Regions from separate parts of the Homo sapiens genome. Here region 1 is linked to region 2. The links are chromatin contacts, found by Hi-C or POLR2A ChIA-PET in ENCODE. All regions are on one chromosome and are shown on one strand. The core of a region is the stretch at or near the end of the contact, and the rest is flanking DNA. Distances in the headings are between cores, read along the strand shown. Region 1 has its middle 22 kb from the start of ANAPC13. Region 2 has its middle 10 kb from the start of MIR4788.

Evidence for each region. A loop is a pair of places that touch in the nucleus more often than their neighbours do. ChIA-PET counts read pairs that join two places held with the same protein, here RNA polymerase II (POLR2A). Pooled maps may share reads with other maps.
Region 1: a map of IMR-90 shows a loop between it and region 2 (4-fold over the local background). The contact joins two enhancer-like sites. A Hi-C loop is called at or near these places in 7 of 168 maps with a recorded cell type or tissue (Calu3, IMR-90, PC-3 and 3 more) and 3 of 50 pooled maps. POLR2A ChIA-PET finds 5 or more read pairs at or near these places in 7 of 52 experiments (AG04449, AG04450, BJ and 4 more).

What each region holds. Positions count from the first base shown.
Region 1 is chr3:134,462,953-134,465,832 of GRCh38, forward strand. No RefSeq gene overlaps it. Among named protein-coding and RNA genes, the nearest start is that of ANAPC13, 22 kb to the right of the region's middle. RefSeq lists enhancers at 1-340, 1,792-2,516. Within about 2 kb of position 1,344, at least 18 of the 41 ENCODE cell types and tissues checked have a DNase peak (open chromatin) inside an H3K27ac peak, as active enhancers do; they include IMR-90, where a contact is called at or near this core.
Region 2 is chr3:134,426,167-134,428,953 of GRCh38, forward strand. No RefSeq gene overlaps it. Among named protein-coding and RNA genes, the nearest start is that of MIR4788, 10 kb to the right of the region's middle. RefSeq lists enhancers at 741-1,940, 1,065-1,810. Within about 2 kb of position 1,370, at least 4 of the 41 ENCODE cell types and tissues checked have a DNase peak (open chromatin) inside an H3K27ac peak, as active enhancers do; they include IMR-90, where a contact is called at or near this core.

The DNA.
Region 1 (2,880 bases), core at 94-2,593, 37 kb after region 2:
GTCCCAAGATTTTTTCTTTTTTCTTTTCTTTCTTTCTTTCTTTTTTTCTTTTTGAGACAAGTTTGTTCTCTGTCACCCGGGCTGGAGTGCAGTGGCATGAACCTCGAACTCCTGGGCTCAAACAATCATTTTCCCTCAGCTTCTGGGTAGCTGGGACTACAGGCACACGCCACCACACCCTACTAATTTATTTTATTTTCTTCTTCTTTTTTTAAAGTAGAGGCAGGGTCTTGCTGTGTTGCTCAGGCTGGTCCCGAACCCTTGGCCTCAAGCAATCACCCTACCTTGGCCTCCCAAAGTGCTGGGATTGCAGGCGTGAGCCACTGTGCCCAGCCTCCAGTCCCAATTCTGTCTTGGTTTCCCCATCTGCAAAGGAAGGATTCTGTAGTGGATGTTTTTATGCTTCTTTCAATCTCAGGCTCTGATTTGTTCTGGCATCTAAATGGATGCCAGCTATTCCACTTTCAAAAACCTCAGAGAAGAAAATTCTAGAGTCCATGGTTTCTTTTCTTTAATTTTTATGCCTAATAACTCTGTAAAAATTTCTTTCTCCCATCGCATAAATCCTTTCCCATTCAATCAAATGTCCTTGAAGCAGAAACACATGCCTACTTCTGCAGCCACACAGATAGTTGGCCTTTGCACACTGGTTGATGTAGGGTTTTGCACCTCTTCTTCATAAATGTTGGCTACCATAATTATTCAAATGTTCCCAGAATAAAGATTATAGGTATAATGGCATGGTGCAAGGAGGCTGGGCTTCAGCTGGGGCAGCCGGCCCCTCACTTTCAGGGTGATCTTGGCTCTCTGAGTTTCCTTTTCCCCAGAGGTAAGGTTGGGGGGACCTGCCCTCCTGGGCCGCAGGGCTGTCGTGAGGATGAACTGAGATGCACCAGAAGAGTGGCTGTCTTTACAATATGTGATTATGTTGCATCCTGTCACCTGCTGGCCCAAGGACAGGGATTTAATTGTGTACTGAGACCCTTTGGGAAGTGCTTTTAGATCCCTATGGAATCCTTGGTGGAATGCGATGGGCTATAAATACAAGAAGAAAATAGGTAGAGTGAAAATAGAGACTTCTGGAGAATCTGGCTTCCTGTGACTCCACTGGGGTGCTGGGCGGGAGCGCTTTTTCAGAGCATGGAGACTTTCCTTGTACCTCCCCTCATTCCCTCATTCCCCTATTCCCCAGGGTTTAAAAAAAAAAAAAAAAAAAAAGAACTTTCCCCGAACTTTCCCATTCCTCTGCCCTGGCTGCTAATGCTGAAATTCCATCTTGTGTTTGTTGTCACCCGCAGGTCTGTTTCCATGGTTACCCAAATTCCAGGCACTGGCCCCAGGCCCACCACAACGCATCCCTCAAAGTCTCTTTGGCAGAGGAAAAGCATTTCTCCTTGCTGCGGCAAGTCAGAGCCAGAATCTCGGGTTCTCCTGCTCCAAAGCCCCCACTACACCCTCATTCGCGTGTGATTCATGCGTTTAGGTGGTTCTGCTCAGCGTCGTTTTTTGAGTTGGGGAGCGGTGAGTAAGCACAATATAAGTTTCCTTCATTTCTCTTCTCCTTGTTTGAGCTAAGGAATTACTTTCTTGTACCAAACATTACACCCTTGGAAAACACTCCAGATGGTTCTCATTAAAATTCCAATTCCTTTTTTTGCAATTCATTTTTCCCCATTCTCCTCAAACTACTATCTCAAAAATAAACACCAGGCTGAGGAGCAAGTGAGGGGTCTGTGAATAGCAGCTCCAGTGAATGGAATCTTTCAGAGACCCCTGGTGTGGCCCTGAAGGCGCCTGCAGCTTCTCTTCTTGCCAAGGGTCACCTGGCCCTTCATAGGGAGGCCAGGGGTAGCAGCCCTGTGGCATCCTCACCAGGGAGAGTCCAAACACACATGGGGGGCATGTGCATAGGGATGCACATGAACACATAGGGATGCCGAGTGCAGCAGCCCCATGCACTGTCACCAGGGAGCGTCCAAACACACGTGGGGGGCATGTTCGATGGCAAAGGTGCCCTAAGGGGGCCATGGGCTCTGCTGCCTCTGCAGGAAGAGGGGCAGAAGGCCAGCTAGGCCTCTGTTCCCCAACAGGCTGGGCCCAGACCATGCTTTGCAGAGGGGCTGTCCACCTTCTTTAGTATACAGCGAGGCCTCTGCAGATTTCTAAAGACACTGGCCACAGGAGCGAGGTGATGCTTACTCTAAGAAGCGGACAAGGAGAGACTGCCAATGCCTTTTGGCCATAATTGCAGCTGAGCAAGTCACAGGCTTTGCTCCCACATCTGGAAAAATCTGCATGCACAGGAAAAGTATGTGTGTGTCCAGTGATGTGTATTTGATATGTTTTTATTTTCAACTTTATGTTATGAAAAAATTTAAAAATACAGAAAAGTTGTAAGAATGGTACAATGAACAGCCATATCACTCCACCTAGATCCAACGAATGTTACATTTTGTCATATTTCCTTTCCCTCTCTCTCTTTCCAGATACACAGAGAGATAAATACATATCCTTTGCTTAGACATTTGAAAGTTAGGATCTTGTCCCTATAGCATTTTATAACCTAGTAATCTATGCATTAATGCAATCATATACTGCAGTCATGCACTGCATGACAATGTTTTGGTAAATGATAGACTGCATATACAATGGTGATCCCATAAGATTATAATACCAGGCCAGGTGTGGTGGCTCAAGCCTGTAATCCCAGCACTTTGGGAGGCCAAGGTGGGCTGATCACCTGAGGTCAGGAGTTTGAGACCAGCCTGGCCAACATGGTGAAACGCTGTGTCAACTAAAAAAAAATACAAAAATCTATTTTGCGCCTGTAATCCCAGCTGGTTGGGAGGTCGAGGCACAAGAATCGCTTGAACCCGGGAG
Region 2 (2,787 bases), core at 120-2,619:
CTCCAGCCTGGGTGACAGAGTGAACCACTGTCCCAAAAACAAACAAACAATAGTTCAAGTTAAGGAATGTCCTTGATTAGCTCCTGCTTGGGGTTTCAGAGGAATAGCTTACTTTGTCTGAGAAGAGCCTAAAGCAGCCTTCCTTCTATGGCAAAGCCTCCCTTTTACCTTTTTCTTCTTTTGGGGGCCCCCTCTAAGCTCTCTCTGAGGCAGGCCCTTAAAACTCATCTCTCAGCAAGGCTGGGTGCTGGCACTGGAGACTACATAGAGGTGATAAGACAGAGACTCCTAACTCAGTAAGCTCACAGGGAGACCTCCCACCTTGGAAAGACAAGGCCTTCTTTCAGGTTCAGCTCACACTTTCACTGCCAGTGTGACCTAGGCCTCAGTTTACCCATTTGTTAAATGAGGAGGCTGGCCTACATTAGCCTTCCTCCGGGTGTCAGTCATGTACAGTAGTCCCATATGATGCTCCAGGGACCATACTTTGGCCAGTAGGTTCGCAAGTCACTGACGCCTGTGGGAGCATCCTGGGAAGCCCACAGGCTGCATTGCACCCAGGTCAAAGCTGGGGCTGCTCACTCTAGCTGGAACACAGAGCCCTTTACTGCTGAGTGCCTGCAGGCAGCCTTCTGGGAAAAGCCAGCTGTGGATTTCTAAAGGACTTTCCCAGGCAAAGATGCCTGGGATAAGAGAAAAACAGGATGGTGAAAGCACCATCCCAGGGATGTGAGGGATGGAGCAGCCTCTCTGACCCGAGACCTGTGGTTGCATCCCTGCCTACACTGAGCTGCTCCAGCTGCATCAGGCCTGACTTTGCAGGCTGGTGGTTAAGTGGGTAGACGGGTCTGGACGCACAGCCACTTCTGGTCATCCACAGCGATGAGCAAGCGGGAGTTTCACTGCGGCTGCCTCTGACACCGTGCTTCATCCCAACCTTTCTCACAGCCTCCCTCAGTGTTTCCAAGATTCCCTGGGGTGAGTGAGACTCATGGTGAAGCTCAGACTCTACCATGGAGGGCAGGCCTGCCTCACCTGGGGGCCTCCCTGAAGGGGTCACAAGGAGGTCTGAGGGCAAATACATCTCCTTGGCTGGCTCCTAGAAATGAAAGAGGGGCAGGATGATCAGAGGAGTAGAATTTGACTTCCTGGTCCCTCCCTGTCCTCCCTCAAGAAAGAGGTGACAAATGAAGCATTCTTGGGGAAGGAGAGAAAGTCCACAGTGACTGAGGTCTGAGGGCAGGGCTGAGACAGTGGTGGTGGAGATGGCGACCTCAGCCCTCCACACGTGCAGTGTCAGGGCCTCGGAGCCCAGCTGGCAGGCCACAGGAGACAGCGGGAGGTCTGGCTGGAGTGGAGACTGAGTCATCTGGGACTGCAGGGTCCAACGGAGTCACGCCTGTGAGTGATGAGCACCTTGACTGAGGCCAACGTCACAGACGTGTCTGGGAAGTGAGTCAGGGACCCGCAGAGTAGGAGTCTCAACATTCCTGGGAACAGCTTCCTCTGACTGTCCTGCCGTGATATGTTTTCTCCCCTAAGTGGCCTCAAAGGGTTGCTGGCTTTGCCATTGACATTTCTACAGCAAAATGAGCTAGTGAGCACTGGAGTTCAAAGGACATGGTGCAACTTTCAAACCAAATTCTCGTGGGATTTCAGAGGCTGATTACCCTCCCCTCCCTCCCTCCCTCCCTCCTTTCTAGCATGTCGATATTCATCTGTCAAATATTTATCGAGCAGCCACTCCGTGCCAGGTACTGTGGACTGGAGTCATGGTGATGGATAAGACACATGCCTGTGCCTTCCTTCCAGTCCCTGTCTTCACACACCCTGTAGTCTGGGGCAGGGGGACACTAAACAATCACACAAATAATTGCCTGCAATTTGCTGTGAATGATGAATGCATAGTTCAGGGGGCTCTGAATGTATCTAACGGGGGTCCTGGCAGGATCTGGAGGGCCAGGGAGGACTTCCCTGAGGAAAGTCCCCGTAAGAAGGGCTGGGCACAGTGGTTCACACCTGTAATCCCAGCACTTCGGGAGGCTGAGGTGGGTGGATCACCTGAGGTCAAGAGTTCAAGACCAGCCTGACTAACATGGTGAAATCCCATTTCTACTAAAAATACAAAAAATTAGCCAGGCATGGTGGTGCATGCCTGTAATCCCAGCTACTCAGCAGGCTGAGGCAGGAGAATCGCTTGAACCTGGGAAATGGAAGTTGCAGTGAGCCAAAATCGCAGCATTAGACTCCAGCCTGGGCAACAAGAGTGAAAATTCATCTCAAAATAAATAAATAAATAAAGTCCATGTAAGAGGAGATTGAGAGGGTAGAAAGTTCACCAGGGAGGAGTATTTCAAGTAGAAGAAACAGAAGAAGCTGAGAGCTTTGGGACATTGACAGACAGCGTGGTTGGTGTGGTCCAGGAGAGGTGAGTAAAGCAAGAGGCAGGATTCAGATCAGGCAGGGCCTGGGAAGCCACTGTGAGGATTCAGAGCTTTCCCCTGAGAACAATTCTTAGGAAAGGGAGGGTGGAGAACTGGGTCCCCCGAGCCCCAGCAGGGAAGTTATGAGTTTCTGCTTGTGGAGCATTTGGGCTCTGATCCCCCAACTATCAGCCACAGCCCACACGGTGAAAGCTGGTGAGGCAGGGGAGGCTCAGGACCAGGAAGTCCCACGGTGGACCTGGATGGGAAGACACCAGAAGCCAGCGGTGGTGACAGTGGGCAGGTGCTTCAGTTTCCCTTACTGTACAGTGGGTAGAATCAGCCTTGGATCAGTGTGTTGAGA